Regions from separate parts of the Homo sapiens genome. Here region 1 is linked to region 2. Evidence: read pairs that join two places in POLR2A ChIA-PET (ENCODE). Cell type or tissue: GM12878. All regions are shown on one strand. Links, peaks and the distances in the headings refer to the core of each region. The heading gives the core; the rest is flanking DNA.

Region 1 (10,748 bases), core at 890-8,889, 100 kb before region 2:
AAATTATATTTGCTTGTAATAATCACTGCAAAACAGAAGTTTTGATTTTATAATTGGAAGACTAATAACTTTTTAGAAGGTCTTGTAAATGAAAACACAAGATAAAAAACTCTCAGAGTGGCTGAGCACAATGGCTCATGCCTGTTATCCCAGCATTTTGGGAGGCTGAGGTGGGAGGATCACTTGAGTCCAGGAATTCAAGACTAGCCTGGGCCATATAGTGAAACCCCATTTCTGCCAAAAATTAGAAACTTAGCTGGGCGTGGTAGCATGCACCTGTCGTCCCAGCTACTCAGGAGGCTGAGGTAGGAGGATTGCTTGAGCCCGGGATGTCGAGGCTGCAGTGAGCTGTGATTGTGCCACTGCACTCCAGTGTGGGCAACAGAGCAAGACCCTGTCTCAAGAAAAACAACTCTTAGAGAGACCTCAGATTCCAGTTTGAGAAACAGTGGAAGCCATTTTTCCTGGGAAACCTCTGGTAGATGTTATGTACAACCTGGACCCAGACCATTGACCTGTCAGCCCAGCAGCCGTGCCCTAAGATGCCACTGTTCTTAGGTAGTCCCTTCACTATTAATAACTCTAAAGACACTGAGGCATTGGAGAAGTGGACAAAGACTGATACGTTGTGAGGGCTGGAGGGCAAAGAGAGAAAAACTTGCCACTTGGAATGCAGCTAGAGCGGAGCATGACTGTGGAACGACCCTGAGTTGGAAGACAGCTGCTGTGAGCAGAGTGGGAGAAAGAGAGGGGTACTCCTTTTTGGGGGCTGCTGCTGCAAGACACCAAGAACTAACTGGGCAACTTAAAACATCAGAAATGTATTCTCTCACAGTCCTGGAGGCTGGGAGTCTGAAATCAAGGTGTCAGCAGAGCCATCCTCTCTCTGATGGCTCTAGGAATGGAGCCTTCCATGCCTCTTCCAGTTCCTCATGTTTGCTGGCTATCCCTGGTGTTCCTGGGCTTGTAGAGGCATCACCCCAGCCACATGGCCGTCTTCTTCCTGTGTGTCATCACATCCTCTTTCCTCTGCACATCTGCCTCTGCGTCTCTGCTCCTCTTCTTAAACCAGTCTAAATTAGTTCAACCATTGTGGAAAGCAGTGTGGTGGTTCCTCAAAGAACTAAAAACAGAACTACCATTTGACCCAGCCATCCCATTATTGGATCTATACCCGAGGGAATATAAATCATTCTACCATAAAGACACATGCACGCATGTGTTCATTGCAGCACTATTCACAATAGCAAAGATACGGAATCAACCTAAATGCCCATCAACGGTGGACTGAATAAATAAAATGTGGCACATATACACCATGGAATACTATGCAGCCATAAGAAGAGAATAATATTATGTCCTTTGCAGGAACATGGATAGAGCTGGAGGCCTTATCCTAAGGGAACTAACGCAGGAACAGAAAACCAAATACTTCATGTTCTCACTTATAAGTGTGAGCTAAATAATGAGGACACAGAGATACAAAGAGGGGAACAACAGACACTGAGGCCCCCTTGAGGGAGGAGGGTAGCAGGAGGGAGAGGTTCAGAAAAAAAAAAACAGGTACTATGCTTAGTACCTGGGTGATGCAATAATATATACCAAACCCCCACGACATGAGTTTACCCATAAAACAAACCTGTATGTGTACCCCTGAACATAAAAGTTAAAAAAAAGAAAAGAACACCAGTCATATGGGATTAGGGCTCACCCACATGTCCTCATATTAACTTGATTACCCCTGTAAAGACCCTATCTCTAAATAAGGTCACATGCTAAGATACTGAGGGTTGGAGCTTCAGCTTGTACCAAGAGCAGGTTGGGAGAAACCTGGGTGGGTAAAGAGGTGGGAAAACCAAAACCAGAAGAGGGAATGGAGAGGCTGCCAAATCTCTTCAATCCACCCTACAGTGGTGTGCAGAGTCGCCTGGACTCATCTCATTAGGACAGAATGAGAATCTCACTTTATACACCACAAAACACCACAGAGCCCAATTGTTCGCCTTTAGACTGTTGTGCAGATGCAGCTCCAGCACATGGGGCACACAATTTAAAGCACAAAGCAAGACAGACTTTCTCTGTTATTAACAGAAGTCTCTGGAAAGAGCTACTCTTGATGTGACGAACTCACAGAGGTGAAAATGTCCTTCTAGGGCGATGGCTCAGCAGAGGCTGGCGATCGGCCAGGAAAGCACATCTGGTGCCGCTCAACCGGATGCCCTGGGTGGGTGATATTTACAGTAAAATACAGCAGCTCTAATGAAATTTCCACAGTGGTTACTTGGCAAATTGATGGTTTTGTTGAGATAAGGAGAAAGATGGGACGAGGGGGGAAAGGGGGAGAGCCAAACTGAGAAAAACACACACACACACACACACACACAGACCATTTTAGTCATTAGGAAAGAAAGTTGTGAGCATACCAGTCAGGGCACTTGTGATTTAAGTCAGAAAACGGTTTTGATTTAAGTTGGAATTCAGCTTTGAGGGCATGGGATGACCTGGCCTTATAATCCCATAGATTTGAAAGTGATTGCGGATTTATAGACACTCACTGCACACATAGCCTGAGAGCACAGACTCTGCTTTCAAGGGGCGTGTGATGTTTTAAAGAAAGTTCAAAGTGCTGCTAGAAATGTGTCTAAAACAGACAAGTGACTCTGAGGACACATTCATTTTTTATTGAGAGTCCGGCTAAACATGTAGTTGTGACAAGATGTTAAAAACCGTTATTTAATCATGTGTTCCCTCCCTTATGTTCATGCTGGGAACATGCCTGGGTGAAATCATGGAAACACCACACCCAAGATTCTGTTGTTAAAGCACTGATGACTTCTGACCCAATCATAAAGTTGACAGCAAAACCAGCTTATTTTTCAGAGTTCAAAAGAACAATCCTGTAATCTGTAAGATGTTTGAGAAAAAGTCCTAGTCTTAATGTTCTTTTTCTTTAAGCTCTTTGTGGAAGTAAGCTGGTTATAACTAATAGAGAAATAAAGAACAACTCATAACTCTTCCCCTAAATACTGATTCCAGTGACTTCCATGCTGAAAGAGCATCCACGGGTTTAAAAACTCTGTTCAAGGAACAGTGCCAGGTACCAAGGATACAGGAGGTATAACACAGACCCTAACACAGACTCCAATTGCAAGGGATCTGCACTTCATTTATCCATTCATCCTTCACCAATCCATTCAAACAGCCAACGTTTGTTGAAGATTTGCCATGTGCCACCTTTCTTTCACCAGGGAGATGGAGGTCCAGAAGGAAAATCTTTCCCGTCAAGGAGGCTCAGAGTCTATTGGGAAGAAAAACAGGTAACAATTATGCTGCTTCTTCAGAACCAGGTCTACAGGTGACCACCAAGAACTGTGGTCTGTGAGTAACTACTAAGGAAGGAGAAAGCACTTGTGGAAAAGCCAGCCTCAGTATTAAGGCAGACTCTGTGGAGGGCCAGATGAATGGCGAGGACTGTAAGTGTTCTCAGAGACAGAAGAGGGGGGTATTCAGCACATCTAGAATATTAATATATTGAGCTTCCAAGTATATTGGAGAAGAAAATAGAAAATTTAAAGGAATTTTATAACTACACTTTATGGGTAAATATTCCATTTCTCTCATTTTTCCCTACAATCACAACTGTATCAAATATAGTTCCCTAGACCGTGCATGGTGGCTCATGCCTGTAATCCCAGCACTTTGGGAGGCCGAGGCAGGTGGAATGCTTGAGCTCAGGAGTTTGAGACCTGCCTGGGCAATGTAGCGAATCCCCATCTCTACAAAAAATACAAAAATTAGCCAGGTGTGTGGCGCATGTCTGTAGTTTCAGCTACTGTGGGGGCTGAGGTGGGAGGATCACTTGAGCCTGGGAGGTGGAAGTTGCAGTGAGCCGAGATTGTGCCACTGCACTCCAACCTGGGTGACGGAGTGAGACCCGCTCTCAAAAAACAAAACAAAACAAAAAAACACTTTTTAAAAAATAGTTCCTATAACAAGACCTGAAACCCTTCAGTGATTTGGGATGGGAGCGTGAATGCTAGGAATGGGAAAAGGATGGATCTAGTTGAAAATAAACATGAAACAAGGCTCTCAGAGATGACTTCTCTTAAGTCCATATTGGAACCCCCAGAACACTTTCTCTCCACTCCTTTCCTGATGACTGACCCTCTTGAGAGCTCTCTCCTTGTCTATTCTCCTTCCTGGACAACGATCAGCTTGGCCTGGCTTTATTAGCACTTATAGTGAATTCTTCATCTGAAAACTACCAATGAACTACCAACCCTGTCTGCCATAATAAGCCAACAGCCCTGTCTTGGTTATAGACAGCTAATATCATCTGCACTTAAAGTCTCTGCTCCAGGAGATAGCCTCAGTCTTCTCCATATCCTATGATGAGAGATGGATGAGAGCCCTTTAAAATAAATGTATCTACACATGCAAAGGGCTGTTAAAATTAGTTTTAAGCCATGGGAAGAAATTACAGAGGAATATATATTCAATGAGACTGCAAGCTTAAATTACTGATAGACAGACAGAATGGAGGAGAATGCCAGATGAAACTCTCTGATTTATTGGTAATAATAATCTGACTCTATGTCAGATAGAGTATAGGAATTACTATCAATAATGAGCACTTATTTATATATCTCATATAGGGAGAGATCAGGAGAACTGTTCCAAAGATGTACATGAAAGTATAATATGCCAGGAGCAGATAAGTATAATTTTATTGATTAGTCAACTGGGTTAGGACCTCACTTGTGGAAGAATGATGTGCACAACCAAGTTTTAATTGTGCTTATGTCACTGGGCAACTCTAGAGATGCCTCCTCTTTCTCTTTTCCTGTGATTTCTCCCATCTCCTCCACCTCTTAGAATCCTACTTGCCCTTCAAAGCTTAGCTCACTTCTCCTCCCTGATGTGAACACTTCCTTAACTACAGTAGGCTGTATATTAGCTTCCTCTTCTGATCCCCAGCTGCAGTTATTTTCTGAACAAACCATTGGCACTTTTCTCTTTTCTTTTCTTTCTTTTTTTTTTTTTAATTATACTTTAAGTTCTAGGGTACATGTGCACAACGTGCAGGTTAGTTACATAGGTATACATGTGCCACGTTGGTTTGCTGCACCCATTAACTCATCATTTACATTAGGTATTTCTCCTAATGCTATCCCTCCCCTAGACCCCCACCCCACGACAGGCCCTGGTGTGTGATGTTCACCGCCCTGTGTCCAAGTGTTCTCATTGTTCAATTCCTACCTATGAGTGAGATCATGAGGTGTTTGGTTTTCTGTCCTTGTGATAGTTTGCTCAGAATGATGGTTTCCAGCTGCATCCATGTCCCTGCAAAGGACATGAACTCATCCTTTTTTATGGCTGCACAATATTTCACGGTGTATATGAACCACTGGCACTTTTCATATACTACCTTACATATGTATATATCTTGTCTCCTCAATTTGAGGTAAGAACCTCGAGAAGAAGGACCCATTTTAGCAACATCTTATGAATAGCACCTTACACATTTATTTATTGAACCTACTGCATGAATGACAATAGAGGTGCAAAGGTGAACAGTATACCTGCCCTGTCTTTGAAGAGCTAGGGCCATTGACAAGTAGCCTCTGGTGAGTTAGTCAGTTGAAGATTCAAGAAATGACTCAGGAACAGAGTACCAAGCAAACATTTGGCCAGAGAGAATAAGAAAGGAGAAGAGAAAAAGCTGGCAATTATGAGTCAGGGTAGACTTGATTGCTAAAACAAACAATGTAACGTAACATAAAAAAGTTCCCGGTCAAGTCACATTTCAGTGTGGTCGATGTAGAGCTCTGCTCATGCAATCATTCAGGGATCCAGGCATCTGTCAACTTGTGACTGTATGTCAGAGTTCTCTACATTTATGAGATGTATAAAGAAAGACTGAGAGAGCATAGCAGACACACCTAGCCCTCCAAGTAACACACCTTGCCTCCCTGAGATGTGTCACGTTGATAGGAATCAGTTCTGTAGTCTCACATAGATGCCACAGGATGGGAAATATGTCTAATTGTGTGCCTCCAAAAGGAAAACTCAGGTATTGGTAGTTTCTGCCATAGTAGATAAGGTTGAACAAAAATTAAAAGATGAAAAAGACTATGATAAGAAACAGAGCCTCAAACTCCAGATTTTCCCTCTCCTTTTCTTCAAAGAGATGGACACCAGTATAATGGTCCCCCGTTTGAAGAAAGACCTGCATGAAGTGTATGGGGTTGGGCACAGCAGAGGAGAATAATCTTTTCTCTGTGACTAATTAGCCATATGAAGAAATGAAACAATCAATGAGGAAAGTATTTTTTTTAATTTTAGGTTCAGGGTTTCATGTGCAGGTCTATTACACAGGTCTATTGTGTAATGGTGAGGTTTGGGCTTCTAGTGAACTCATCACCCAAATAGTGAACATAGTGCCTGATAAGTAATTTTTTGACCCTTGCCCCCCATCTTTCTTCCCTGCTTTGGAGTCCCCAGTGTCTATTGCTTCCATCTTTGTGTCCATGGGTACTTATTATTTAGCTTCCACTTATAAGAGAAAACATGCAGTATTGGATTTTCTGTTTCTGAGTTATTTCACTTAGGATAATGTCCTCCAGTTCCATCCATGTTGCTAAAAAGGACATTATTTCATTCTTTTTATGACTACATAGTATTCCATTGTGTATATGTACCATATATACATACATATTTTTTGAGACTGAGTTTCGCTCTTGTTGCCCAGGCTGGAGTGCAATGGTGCAATCTTGGCTCACTGTAACCTCTACCTCCCAGGTTCAAGTGATCCTCTTGCCTTAGCCTCCCAAGTAGCTGGGATAACAGGTGCCCGTCACCATGCCCAGCTAATTTTCGTATTTTTAGTAGAGATGGGGTTTCACCATGTTGGCCAGGCTGGTCTCGAACTCCTGACCTCAGGTGATCCACCCTCCTCGGCCTCCTAAAATGCTGGAATTATAGGCGTGAGCCACCACACTGGGCCACCGTATTTTCTTTATCCAATCAATCATTGATGGACACTTAGGTTGATTCCGTGACTTTGCTATTGTGAATAGTGTTGTTATAAACACTGAATGCAGGTGTCTTTTTGATAAAATGATTTTTTTTTCCTTTGTGTAGATACACAGTAGTAGGATTGCTGGGTCGAATGGCAGTCCTATGTTTAGTTCTTTGAGAAATCTCCATACTGTTTTCCGTAGAGGCTGAACTAATTTACATTCCTACCAACAGTATATAAGCATTCTCTTTTCTCTGCATCCTCTCTAACACATATTATTTGTTGACTTTTTAATAATAACCATTCTGACTGGTATGAGATGGTATCTCTTTGTGGTTTTAATGTGCGTTGCTCTGATGACTAGTGATGTGGAGCATTTTTTCATATGTTTGTTGGCCATGTGTGTGTCTTCTTTTGAGAAGTTTCTGTTTATATCCTTTGCCCACTTTTTCATAGGATTCTTTGCTATTTTCTTGTTGATTTGTCTAAGTTTCTTAAAGATTTTGGATATTAGCTCTCGTCGGATGCATAGTTTGCAAATATTTTCTCCCATTCTGTAGGTTAACTGTTTACTCTGTTGATTGTGCAGAAGCTCTTTAGTGTAATGAGGAAAGGATTTGAACCAGGTAAATATTAATCTCGGTGAACTACTATGTGAAAGCAACTGGGTACTTTTCCTCTGTGTCCTCAAAGGACATGGCCAGTGATGGGGACTTCCCTAGTCAGTGTGTAGCAGAGAGCTTCTGTGGGCCCTGAGGAAAATACCTGTTTAACTATCTTGCTTTAGGGTTTCTAACTGTTCTATGAACACCCTGATAATGAGCTGACAAGCTATAAGGCCAGGAGCATTTGAGGCCACATGGGGAGAACAAAGACAGGAATATCCCATTCAGCTGAGAATCACAGTCACTCAAGAGGTCAAGCAAACTCAATTTCAAAGAGCACTGGCGGGGGATCCTACCAGTTGTAGGGGTCAGCAAGGAGGTGAAATTGGGAAGAGGCAAAATACTATAAGACCCTACAGAGTTATTAATTGGAAGGAACGACTCAGTACTGCTGGCTGTCTTGTTTAACCCTTTCTAGCCTTGTATTTTTCAAAAGCTCTCGTAAGTCCCAGTAGCTTGGTCAGCCTAAAGGAAGCCAGCAAAGTAGAAGAAAATTTTAGATGCTTCCCACCTAACTGTTTGCACACCTTGCTGCCTCCCAAGCTTTCTCCCCTCCCTCCCAGGTGACATGTTCCCTTGCTGGCTACCAGCTGCTCACCAAGAACCACTCCATTTCCCCCACCTCTACACAGTGAACTGGAATTCTGTAACTCAGTCTAGCTTGTGAATAACTGAAGGCTGCATTAACTGTTAATGCACGAACCTTCAGAATATTTGCATTTTAAAAGAGGATCTTATAAAGACAAGTGAATCAACCATTAATGGTAGGCTTTGAGGGTTAGAGGTGGGAAGCTATTTTTATTTTGCCTATTTTATCATCAGGGTGGCCTTATACCAGCGGTCTAACATTTCTTTGAAATAATTGATCTAGTAACTGTTTGATCTAGTTAAAGGCTTAGATTTTCTTCATATCATAAATCTGGATTTAAATCAATCATGGGATTATGTGTTGAATTTTTTCAGAGCAGACTGCCACATGTTAATTCCCTTACAATTTCAGTTTAGAATAGCAGAGCCACAGGGTTTCTTTTTTTCCATGTCTCTCTTTGACATAGTTTTGACCTATGAAGTGAACAGTTTCTTTCTAAAACACCACGACTCAAGAGGTAAAGGCAGGTCAAATATGTAATCCAATGGGTATGTTTGGGGAAAATCACCTATAAAGTGAAGAGCTTTTTGATGGGCTTTTTGATGGGCTGTTTCTCATTGTGCTGGTTTCAGCATTATTGCTGTTTTAAGCTTGTGACTTAAAATGACTTCATTTTGTTCAGTTTCTTTTTTTTTTTTTTTTTTTTTTTTGAGTCGGGAACTGGGGAAGGCCTTGGTGGGATGGCCCATCTCTGCTCCAGGTGCATCAGCTGGCGGAGCTGGGCTGGGCTGGAGGATCCACTCCAAGACCATTTACTCTCATGGCTGGCAAATCCCTGCTGGCTATCGGCTGGGACCCCAGCTGTGGCTGTCTCCCAGAGGCCATGATTCCTCTCCGTGTTGGCCTCTCCATGGCTCCCTGGGCTTCCTCACAGCACAATGGCTGGGTTTCAAGAGTGAGTGTGCCCAGAGGCCAAGGTGGAAGCCAATGGCTTCTTCTGACTTCGACGTGGAAGCCATGAAGTGTCACTTGCTCTGCATTTGATTGGTCCAGCAAGTCGCTAAGCCCAGCCCAGAATCAAGAAGAGGGGAGTTAGATTCTACTGCTCAAAGGAAACAGTAGCAAAGCATCTGTGGCCATCTTTAATCTACCACAGACATTCTCAGATAAGAACTGTTACCAAAAGAGCCACAAAATATTGCTTACTGTGTTAAGACCTCCACAAAGGAAGCTGTCTTCTGAAGTTATAGTTCATTCTTCTCTGAAAATACAACCTTTCATTCACTGGCCACTGCTGACTTAATAAATGGCCTCATGTGTTACAGACTGCTTAGTCTTCAGGTTTGAGGGCTTTCTGGATGCTCCTTGGGGCCTAGGTTCCTGCAGCTGGAGTGGACTGTTTATTCGTTTTCCCTACAGTCCATCTCAGAGGTGACAGATGAGGTTTAACATTTTTAACCCTTGTGAGTAGTTTTGGCTTTAAAAGAAAAGAACAGGAAAAATTCCCTAAACATATTTATTAAACAAATGCTTACTAAATTCCTATTATATGCAGAGCACTGTACCGTGTTCTGGAATGTGGAGGGAGGGAGTGGGGGAGATGAGTAAGTCACATTTGCTGTCCTCAAAGTCACTTGTTGTGTAATGGGGAGACAGATGTGTTCATAAATAACAGAAAGTAGTTAAAGAACGCGAGCCTTGAGGAGGCCGAGTGTGGGTTGAGAAAGGAAACAGTTGACTGTGAGTTTCCGAATCTTAGTGCCAGTGTTTGTGTTTAGCAGAGGGAGGTCGCATTCCCGTAGTATGGAAGGTGGTCCCCATCAGGAGAAAGTAGAGGTTAGGAACACGAGACCTAAAGTCAAGCGATGTGGCAAAGAGAACAGTAGCGTGGCATAGAAATTAAAGCTCCAGACCTACCTAAGTCTCAATCCTGGCTCTGCTAACTGTGTGACCTTGGGCAAGTTACTTAATCTCTCTGTTCCTCTGTATCATTACTTGTAAGATAGGGATAATGACCATATCTAACACATGGAATGGTAAAGAGAATTATTGAGTTGAGATTTATAAAGCCCTTAGAATAGTGCCTGGCACACTATACTAAACTCTCAATAAATGGTATCTATTATCTTATTGTGATCTGGGTCTGGAATTGGACATTAACTTAATGTGTTATTGAGACACAATATTTTCACTCATCAACAATTGTAGGCAGCTCATTCTTTACCTAACAAAAACATGTACTGTGGATGAGGAGTCAACTCCATCTTCTTGTCACTGCAAATATAGGAGCAGTATTGGACTTGTTGTAGACACTCATTGGTGGTGTAGACAGCAGTTTTGTTGCATGAATGATGGTTTATGCTGTTCTATTTCCTTGGGCAAAGGCCTTGATGTTGGGTAGAATTTGAATATCAATTATTAAATGTCACTTATCCAGTGTGTGTGGCATGTCTGACACGGTTCCAGGCATACG
Region 2 (10,748 bases), core at 1,622-9,621:
TGGAGTTCAGTGACACAATCATAGCTCACTGCAGCCTCAACCTCCCATCCCAAGTGAACCTCCCACCTCAGCCTCCCAAGTAACTGTAACTACAGGCATGTGCCACCATGCCCAGCTAATTTTCATATTTTTTGTATTTGCTATGTTGCCCAGGCTGGTCTCAAACTCCTGGGCTCAAGCAATTCACTGCCTCAGCCTTCCAAAGTGTTGGGATTACAGGCGTGAGCCACCACACCTGGCCCTTTATGATTTTCTTAATAACATTTTCTTTTCTCTAGTTTACTTTATCATAGAATATACTGATGTCAAGTTAGTGGGTGCAGCGCACCAGCATGGCACATGTATACATATGTAACTAACCTGCACATTGTGCACATGTACCCTAAAACTTAAAGTATAATAATAATAAATAAAACACACACACACACAAAAAAAGAATATAGTGTATAATACCTATATAAAATATGGTTAGTCACATATGTTATTGGTTTATGTTTTGGGTAAGGCTTCTGGTCAATAGTAGGCTATTAGTTAATTTTGGGGGAGTCAAAAGTTATGCAGGTTTTTTACTGTGCACGAGGTCAGAGCCTCTAATTCCTGCATTGTTCAAGGGTCAACTGTACTGAGGCTTGATTAAAGGGTGTGAGAGCTGGTTTTGCTAGAAGGAAGTGGGAAGCATAGGTATTGGATGCCTTGGGCAGGCCTATGGAGGAGGGGCAAGAAGCACTAATTGGAAAGAAGACAGCTAACTTTACCCGACTAGTTGGCTTCAGGCTGGCCCTAATCAACAGACTATGCTTGATTGCTTGGTAAGAGTGATACAAACCTGGTTTGTTTGTTTTTTTTAATGAATACAATTCTAGCTACTAAGAAATAGGGCTTCCTGGCCTGGAAATATGGAAACAGCAGCCCCCTAATAAAGTGAGGTGTTGGTGCCAGCTGTTCCAGGCTATCAGAAGAGTATCTTTTGTATCTAGGACACAGGTAATAGCAGGCTCACCCTGTTTTATTATATCTGAAATTCTGCAGTGCTTTTGCTTACACCCCAGGGCCACCTCTATAACTTAGGCTTGTGCCTTAAGATGGCTCTCTCCTTGATAAATCATACTGGTAATGTGAAATCAGTTTTAAAGCTGGGAAAGAACTGAATGTGTAATCGAAAAGCTGTACCCAATTTGCTCAGCCCAAGAATCTGACAGTTCGAAAGGTAGAACGTGCTTCATGCCAAGAGTGGATTGTGAAATGGATTAGAAAATCAAGGCTGTTATTGCAGGTGCTACTTTGCAGCTCATGGGTACCCCTGACAGCTGCAGAATAACCCCATCATTTTGATTATGACTATGATTTCAAGTCACTTTAACTGTATTTTTTTCCCTTAAACTATAGACAAGAATCAGGATTCAGAGTTAATTTCCTTCTCCTTACTAATCTGTGAAGAAAAATGAGCCTGTTTATCAGGTTCTTGGGAAGTTGGAAATTCAGCTAGATTTAGTAATACCCTATGACAAAGACAAAGTATTTCTGAGAGTAATAGAAGCAATATATAATGTGATATTCTAAAAGTGTGTTCAATTATGCATTAGATTAAAATGGAAAATAAATTATAGGTGAAATTGTACATAACAAAAAAGATTTCCAAGCTCCATCCCTGACCCACTTATAAAGAGCGATTTTCGGTAGGTCAGAATTCTGATATGGCAAAAGAAGTTGATGATCTCTTGAAGTTTGTCGAAATGGGTTTGACAGGTAGTATTAAATAATAATACGAATAGCTAATGAAAATGCTTATGTGCCAGGGGCAAAGCTAATCACGTCCATCTTTCTCATCATTGGCACAAAAAGAAGCATTCAATTAATGTTAGGTATTGTCACAGTTGTCGCCTATAACCATTACAATCCTATGAGTTATATACACTTATTGTCCCCATTTTGCAGATGAGAAAACTGAAGTCCTAAGACAATTTGCCCAAGCTTTCACAGCTGTATGTGCTAGACCTCGGGGATCTACTCATACTAGGTGACACAGGAATCCATGCTTTAGACTATCATGCTCTAGTGCCTCTCTGCTGTCCATGTTGCCCTTGTTCAAGTTGTCTTCATCCATGTGGCAAAATCAATTATGCAACTGAAAGTAAGAATCACATAGATTACATATGCAAATTTTAGCATTATAGGTAAGAGTGTGGGCTTCGAAACCAGCTCTGCTACTTACCAGCTGGGTCACCTTCTGCAAGTTACTTAACCTCTCTGTTTTATCATCTGTAAATTTGGATAATACTACCTCCCTCATAGGGTTATTGGAAGACAAAAGTTAATGTCCAATAAGTTTTCTGTAAATGTCACAGATTATATTACTAAATGTACCTGCTATCTTAAATGTAAATAGCCTCTCTGTGACATCTTTGCCTAAACAGTTTGTTTAAAATTTTAGTTAACATCTGAAAGACATTTTTCAACTTGGAAAGACACCATCATCCTGGCTGATAGCTGTAAATTCCAGAAGACTGAGCATGCCCCATACTATGAGTGATGGCCAGAGACAGCCTTAAGAGTCTATGATACCAAGTACACTTTGCTTTTGGAATTTGCAGACACTTGTGATCATGTGTGAAGATGACTTAAATGATCAGAGTCCTTTTTACGCTGACCATGTGTGACTGTCATTTCAGCTATAGCCACAGCTACTGCTTTCAGAACGGCCAGTTCAGTCAGCTCCTAGTTAGCAAGGAGGCATCTGCCATCATTGGAGAGACATGAGACACTCCAGGCAGGCTCTCCTGCCAGGAATTATTAACCCCAGATCTGTCATCCCACTATCACAGCGTCATCTCTCTACATCTCAAAAGGCTTTCTCTCTGGAAGAATCCATTAATAGGATTTAAATATGCCTGGAGGGGTCTACATCTTATCAGAACCTACCTTGATTGGCTAATCAGTTGACATCCTCTAGAAGCATCCTGGTAAAAAGTAAAACACTTTCAGGAGCTGGATCCAGGAGGGTAAGAGAGCAGGCAATGAAGCCAACCAATGGGGCTGTGTCCTGGTGTGGATCTCCAAGCCCCCAGGGGCATTAACCTTATCTTGACTATGAAGAGACATTCAATAAAATCGAGTTAACCATTTGTGCCTTTGTCCACAAGATAAAACAGAAAAACTTCTGAGACCCATTAATGCCCATATTCTTCACATGCCCACATTAAGGATTCCAGGAGCAGTCTGAGGCTTTCCAGAAAAAATGAAAGGCCCGATAATTAAATTGTTTGTCATTAACCATTAGTGAGTCACACATTTAAATCTAATTAAAAATCAGCTACTCTGCTTAATAACCGTTGCAAAGGAGGTAACTGTTCAGCAATTCTAAGCATTTAACCTCCATCTTTAGCAGGAATACACTCTTACCAAGGGCTGAGCCATCAGGGGCTTTCTTCTTTTTATTTATTTATTTATTTATTTATTTATTTTATTTATTTTTTGAGACAGAATCTTGCTCTGTTGCCCAGGCTGGAGTGCAGTGGCACGATCTAGGCTCACTGCAAGCTCTGCCTCCCGGGTTCCCACCAGTCTCCTGCCTCAGCCTCCCGAGTAGCTGGGACTACAGGCGCCCACCACCACGCCCAGCTAATTTTTTATGTTTTTAGTAGAGACGGGGTTTCACCACGTCAGCCAGGATGGTCTCCATCTCCTGACCTCGTGATCCGCCCGCCTCGGCCTCCCAAAGTGCTGGGATTACAGGCGTGAGCTACCATGCCCGGCCGGGGCTTTCTTCTTAAACGCAGTTTCTCTCAGGCAGGTTGAATTATCATCCATCTATTAATTATGCTGTCTTCAAATTCTTGGACGCTGATGTTATTCAATTATTTTTAAAGTGAAGCAAGAAAGGATCTGAATTTCATGCATATGACCAGAGAAGAAATTCTCTCTCCAGTTCTTCACAGTTAGAATAAAAAATTTCCTTACCTAGCAAAGAGACATTCAAAATTTATATTTAAGTGTTAATCTTGAAACCAAACTGTTTTATCTTCCATGTATTTGCTTTCTTTCCTCCAAAGTATGTTTACTCATTTTGAAATTCAAAGTGTCATAATTAGTTTTCACAAAAAAACTTACTGCCTCTGGGTTTTTCTTTAAATTTATTGAGGAAGAAACTGATTACTAAATTGTCACACTGATACCTTCATATATCCTTGTTCAATCCCCCACCCTGAAAATCACATTTGGATTTTTCAAACCTGTCCTACCTGTTCAGTTTTCTAGTTATGGAGATGCAATGATGGTAATCATATATGATCGTGACAGACAAGAACACTGTTCATAATTATTTCTTTCCTCTCCTTTCCTAATATAGTGTATAGAATCCAGAAACTATTGACTTAGACCAAGGACTCAACTTTTGTCAAAGCCTTAAGAGCTCTGTCCTCTTCTCCCTATTGGGAACCCCAGCAGAGGGAGGACATAGGCATATGGCAGTAACAGCTGGCTTGGAGGTCCCAGATGCACCCAGAAATCCTCACTTGTGACAGAGGATGTATGCTTTGGAGACAATAACAGATTTGGATCAAAATCTTGGCTCTGCCCTTGGTTGGTGGGACTTAAGAACATTGTTACCTAGCTTCTTGAGCCTGTTTCCACATTTACAGGAGTATGGATTAGACGAGGTCCATCACAGATTTGTAATAAGAATCAAACAAGGCCATCTTTTTTTTTGAAAACAGGGTCTCTCTCTGATGCCCAGACTGGAGTGCAGTGGCACTCCCTGCATACCAAGATCACAGCTCACTGCAGCCTTGAGCTCCTGGCCTCAAGTGATCTTCCTGCCTCAGCCTCCCAAAGTGCTGGGAATACAGGTCTGAACCACAGCACCTGGCCACAAGGCCACATTTGCAAGTGAATGGAAAAGATATTTAACGCATGTGAATTTCCTGCCTCGTCTCTGGCAATTGGTTATGAGTGTCTAACTCCCTCTATCAACCATTCTCCTGTTCAAAATCTTAATCTAGTCTTGTCCTTGGCTGCTGTCCTCAAGGAATAATGATTTATGAAGGTTCAGGTCAGAATGCTAATTTAAAAACCTTTGTAGCTGCTAGCGAGACTGACTTAAGCTACACATACAGAATAATAAATATGGCATATAGACTGGGTTGAATGGTGCAGCTCCCAAAGACACGCCCATGCCTTAATGCCTAGAATCTATGAATGCGATCTTATGTGGGAAAAGATTCTTTTCAGATGCAATGAAGTTAGGGATCTTAAGATGAGGAGTTCACCCTGGACGATCCAGGTGAGCCCTAAGTGCACTAACAGGTGCCTTTATAAGAGCGAGGCAAAGGGAAATTACACAGACATTACAGGAGAAGGTAATGTGGCCACAGAGAAAAGACTGGAGTGTTGCTGCCCAGGTCAAGGAATGCTGACGATCACCAGAAACTGGCAGCAGCCAAAAACAACCTGCCTCAGCCTCCTGATAGCTGGGACTACAGGCATGCACCCCTGTGTCTAGCTACATTTTTTTTTTGGTAGAAACAGGGTCTCACTATGTTGCCCAGGCTGGTTCCAATCACATTTCTACATGGCTGTCCATCCTTTGTTGAACCTAAGCATAAAAATGGACAATTCCCCTGTATCTTCAGGTCTTCATTCTGAAGTCTTCTGTGTATACACATGAAACTTGTACACCTTTTCTCCAATTAACCTGCCTTCTGTGAGCTGATTTTTCAGTGAAACTTCAGAGGGCCAACCCCAATAACAAAAAAGTTCCTACCCTTGGTAGAAAAGATTTCTAACCAGAACCCTTACTAAAACAATGGCAGTTGAGATGAGGTCAAGGGTAGATAGAAGAGTTCCTTAGAACATTAAAGTCATAATAAATCATTCTGCTTTAAATCATCGAAAGTGTCCCATGAGTATTATGGAGAAATAAGAAGAGAAACCATATTACCTTCACACTTACATATCACACTTCACACTTACATATCAATTTTAATGGTGCCTCTGAGTCACAAGTATCAATACACTTGACGTTATTACCAACAAGGGACTTTCCAGCCCCACCTTGCAACCAGCCAAATCTAGAAAACAAGGATAATGAGGACATCATCCATCACCCCTCCTGCATAATATGCAGTGCCCATAACCCCCAGCATTCTACCCTTAAAGAACAAAACTAAAGTGTTGGCTCAGTTCTCTAACCTTCTTTAAAAGCTTATATATCACCATTTGGCATCTTCAGGTTTGACTCATACAGGATATTGTGTTCTTTTCATGAGCACACAATGAGCTAAGGTTCTCTCAAGGGTATAGCTATATGCTTAGGAAGGAAAGTTTATAAGATTTTCTTCTTAACTCTACTAATTGAAAATTAGCTTTCTCATAAAAAAAATTTTGGTTTTTCCCTAGGGGTGTAGTACAATTGGAAGATCAGAAAACATCAAGAACAAAATATTAGATGGAATGTAAAACTGTATTAAGAGTGGTTTGGAACTCTTGAGAAACAGTGGGTGCCTTCAGTCCTTGTGCTATTATTGATTGGAGTTTGAGGCCACCGTCTGACATCTTAGTTCAAACAGGCTAATAGGCTTTTGAATCTTCACTGGGGAAAGGTAAGTGGAATCCAGCATCTTTTTTTTTTTTTCTCTTGAGACCAAGTCTCACTTTGTAGCCCAGGCTGGAGTGCGGTGGCACGATCTCGGCTCACTGCAAACTCCACCTCCCAGGTTCCAGTGATGGAATCCCGCATCTTTGATGAGATGCTATGAATTGCTTGGCTTGTGTTGCAATTCCTTTAGTAAGCATGTGACCTTTTACTTAAGTCAATACTCTCTCTGTCTTCGTTTCTTTCCCTTATTTGATACATTCCATTGTTCTCTTCCATAAATGGCAAGGAAACATCAGATAGCACTTTTAGATATTTTTGACTCTATTTTTTTCAGGAGAAAGTTTTATATAGGCATTTCCTGCTTCAAAATACAAGCTATCCATGGAGACTAAGTAGCTTATTATGGGTTAGAATACTAACTTCACATACTCCTGTACCTTTGTTCCAAACACATAGTAGGTACTCAACAAATATTAACAGTCTCCTGAGTTAGTATGTATGAAAGTACATGTTGAGCATCATTAAGTAAAAAGCACCAAATAAGTAAGTCATGAAGCAAAGAATAAGTCTTTAGTAGGCAGCAGGAAAAGACTAGAATGGACATGCGCAAAGCATGACCAAGGGACCAGTATTTAACCAGCACCTACTACATGTCAGGTACCATTTAGGCACTGGAAATGCAGTAGACAAGACAAGCCCCTCCTCTCATGGGACTGTCACTCTAGCTGGGGAAACTGACAATAAACAGTTAAACAAGTATAAGGCAAAACTGTGCGCTCTGCTTGAGATGAATATAGATATTCACCTGAAACCAAACATAAGTGTTCATTGACTTCTATATCAGCTGACTCTGGTGCTTTCCATCCTTCTATTTTAAACCCCCAAATTTTGACCTCTTACAGTACAGCATGCTTTAAACCAAAGACACCCATGTCTACAAGTCTAGGTTCAGAGCCTGCATTTTATTAAGGCCTTTTCCAAGTTTCTAACCTTACCCTTTGAAAACAAACTGAACTTCAAAATCATGAGTTATTTTTTAAAACAATATAAATAGATGAGATTAGCCCATCCCAGGAACCTCTCAGATGTAGTCTATCCATCCCTGTGACTTGGAGATTGTTTTCTAATGATATTGCAAACAATCTCAAATGAAACCAGCATAAAATACAGTCTGGAAAAATTGCAACTGCAGGTACTTATATAACAACATGATGATTGATAAGGAATATAGAAAAGAAAAAGGGGCTGGGCACAGTGGCTCACGCCTGTAATCCCAAGCACTTTGGGAGGCTGAGGGGGGTAAATCACCTGAGGTTAGGAGTGTGAGACCAACCTGACCAACATTCCAAAACCCCCATCTCTACTAAAAATTTAAAAATTATCCGGGCGTGGGGGCGGCGCCTGTAATCCCAGCTACTCAGGAGGCTGAGGCAGGGAGAATCGCTTGAACCCTGGAGATGGAGGTTCCAGTGAGCTGAGATCATGCCGCTGCACTCCAGCCTGGGCAACAGAGTGAGATTCTGTCTCAAAAATAAAGAAAATAAAAGAAAAAGGAAAAATGAATCTATATCACGGCCCAGAGCAGGCACCAAAAGTCTAAACCGGTTTCTCATGGTGTGTTCTGCAGATCTAGTAATGGGGGTATTCGTTTATTCAGATCTTTAACAAAATATTTATGCCATGTCAGACACTCTTTGAAATACTGGATACAGCAATGAAAAAGTAAAAGTCCTTCTCAGGGAGCTTACATCCTAGTTGTGGGGGAGGCAGGGGGTGCAGATAGTAACAAAATATGCACACATACACATATATACACACAGTGACATGCTGAAAAATGCTATGAAGAAACACAAAGCAGATATATTTTAAATAAGATGGTTAGAAAATGAGTGGTCATTTGAGCAGAGACCCTAATGAAATGAGGAAGTGAGCCATGCTGATGTCTGGAGAAGAGCATTCCTCACAGAAAAAAACCAGCAAGTGCAAAGGTCCTGAGGCAGGAGGATGAGCAAGGAAGCCGGTGTGCCTGCAGCAGAGTAAGCCAAGGGCAAAGTGGTGGGAGGTCAAATCAGAGAAGTAATGGAAGGTCAGATCAGGTAGGGCGTCATAGGCCACTCTAAGAATTGTGGCTTTTGCTGTGACTGAAATGGGAAGCTATTGGAGGATTTTGAGCAGAGGAGTGACACAATCTGACTTGAGTTTTAAAAGCTGCTGTATGAAGAGTACACTATGGGGAACAAGTTTGGAAGCAGGGAGACCACTTAGATAGCTAATGTAATAGTCCGGGAGGAAGCTGGCAGCAGTTTGGACTAGGATGGTCAGAATGAAACTGCTGAGTAGTAGTCAGATTTGGGATATGTTTTCACAGAGCCAATAGGATTTGCTGATTTTTACATACAGAGTGTTAGAAAAAGAGAGCCTCCAAGATTTGGGGATCAAGCAATTGGAAAGTGAAGTTAACATTTACTAACTTGGGGGAGATGAGAACTAGCTGGGAAAGGCAGATTTCAAGAATCTGGTTCTGAACACGTGAAGGCTGAAATGTCTGTTATACATCCAAGAGGAGCTATTGATTAGACAGATTATGCCAGGCCAGAAATGAGGGCTGGTATCATAGGTGAGAAACTTCTATGATCAAGGGATTTGCAAATGCTGGGTTAAGCATAACAGGTTGCTTTACTCGAGAAGTTCTTAAAGTCTTTAATTCATATGTACTTTGTGAACATCTAAGAGAAGGATTTAAGTTTTATCAAACTTATTTAACTACGGCACACTTAGTTTGGGGGTTTTCAGTCACACAACAGGCATACCTTGGAGATATTGTGGGTTTGATTTTAGACCGTTACAATAAAGCAAATATTGCGGTAAAACAAGTACATAAATTTTTTAATTTTCTAGTGCATATAAAAGTTATGTTTATACTATACTGTAGTCTACTATGTGTGCAATAGCATTATGGCTTTAAAAACAATGTACATACCTCAACTTAGAAATGCTGTACTGCTAAAAATTGCTGAAACTGACACATGAAATGAGCAAGTGTTGTTGGAAAAAATGGTGCTGATGGACTTGCTTGACTCAGGGTGGCCACGAAATTCAACTTGTTAAAAAACGCAGTATTTGCAGAGCACAATAAAGTGAAGAACAATAAAATGAGGTACACCTGTATTATTCCATAGGCCACCCAATACTGAAGACAGCCAATACTAGTTTTTTAATAGAAATGTCTCCACCTTTAAGCAGATAACACACAAAGCAATATGAGTTTGGAGTTTATATCCTTTCATCAGTACCTGATTAGTTTTCTGCATTTTAGTATTTCCACCTGTGAATTAATAGAACCTCATTCTACTTTAGGTAGCAGATTCTTATGAGTTTGGTTAGATGAATCAGATGTCAAGACCTTGGTCAGTTCATCCCTTAGGTGAACTAATAAAGACAAGCTTCTAAACCTGCAAAGCAAAGGGCTCAACCTCATGAAGCCTAGGCTGAAAGACTACAACCTGCCTTTGTTCATTACTTTTCTTCAACTCAATAGGCCTCCATCTCTCACACTGATCTTCACCAGTTTTATCCTAGGACCTCTTGTCCTATCACCATCACGGTGCTCTTCCCTGGTGATCTCGTGTTTTCCCATAACATAAACCACATATACAGCAAATACTCACAAATCTACATCTCCAATTCTGGCTCTCCCCTGAATTCTAGGATGCTATTTCCAACTACTGACAGCATCTGTACTGCAGTGTCCTAGAAGCATCTCAAACTCAATGTTTCCCGAACGGAGATCAAGCTTTCCCCCAGAGCGTATTCTTCTTCCTGAGATGTCTGTTTCAATGTATACCACCATCGTGCTCCTGTTGCCCCAAATAGAAACTTAGAGTCATCCTCCTTGCATTGCCTCCATCTTCCTCATCAATGATATGCAGTCGTTCATCAGGTCCAGCCATGACGACTTTCTAAATCTCTCCCAGTCTTTCTCCTCTTTCTCCTCCACTGTCATTACCTCAGTTCAGGTCCTCACTTTTTTACCTGAATTGTCTCATTAGCTTCCAGATGGTCTTCCTGATGACCGGATGGGACTACCATCAACCAGAACTCCTAGTTACTGCCAGAGTTACCATGTCAAACAGAAAACTGGTTGTGTACCTCCCTT

What was found. Peaks named below come from ENCODE experiments on the same cell type or tissue, not always from the same donor. Only the 100,000 strongest peaks of a DNase experiment are listed, where the experiment ranks them.
Region 1: POLR2A ChIA-PET joins it to region 2 with 15 read pairs; 2 of 35 experiments call an interaction of 5 or more read pairs at or near these places.

Annotation. Positions count from the first base shown.
Region 1 is chr6:15,871,604-15,882,351 of GRCh38, reverse strand. No RefSeq gene overlaps it. Among named protein-coding and RNA genes, the nearest start is that of LINC02543, 120 kb to the left of the region's middle. RefSeq lists an enhancer at 2,045-2,094. In GM12878, for the core only: no CTCF peak of the experiment used is centred there; DNase peaks (open chromatin) are centred at 2,151 and 5,741; H3K27ac peaks cover 1,088 bases.
Region 2 is chr6:15,772,008-15,782,755 of GRCh38, reverse strand. No RefSeq gene overlaps it. Among named protein-coding and RNA genes, the nearest start is that of DTNBP1, 110 kb to the right of the region's middle. In GM12878, for the core only: no CTCF peak of the experiment used is centred there; a DNase peak (open chromatin) is centred at 6,015.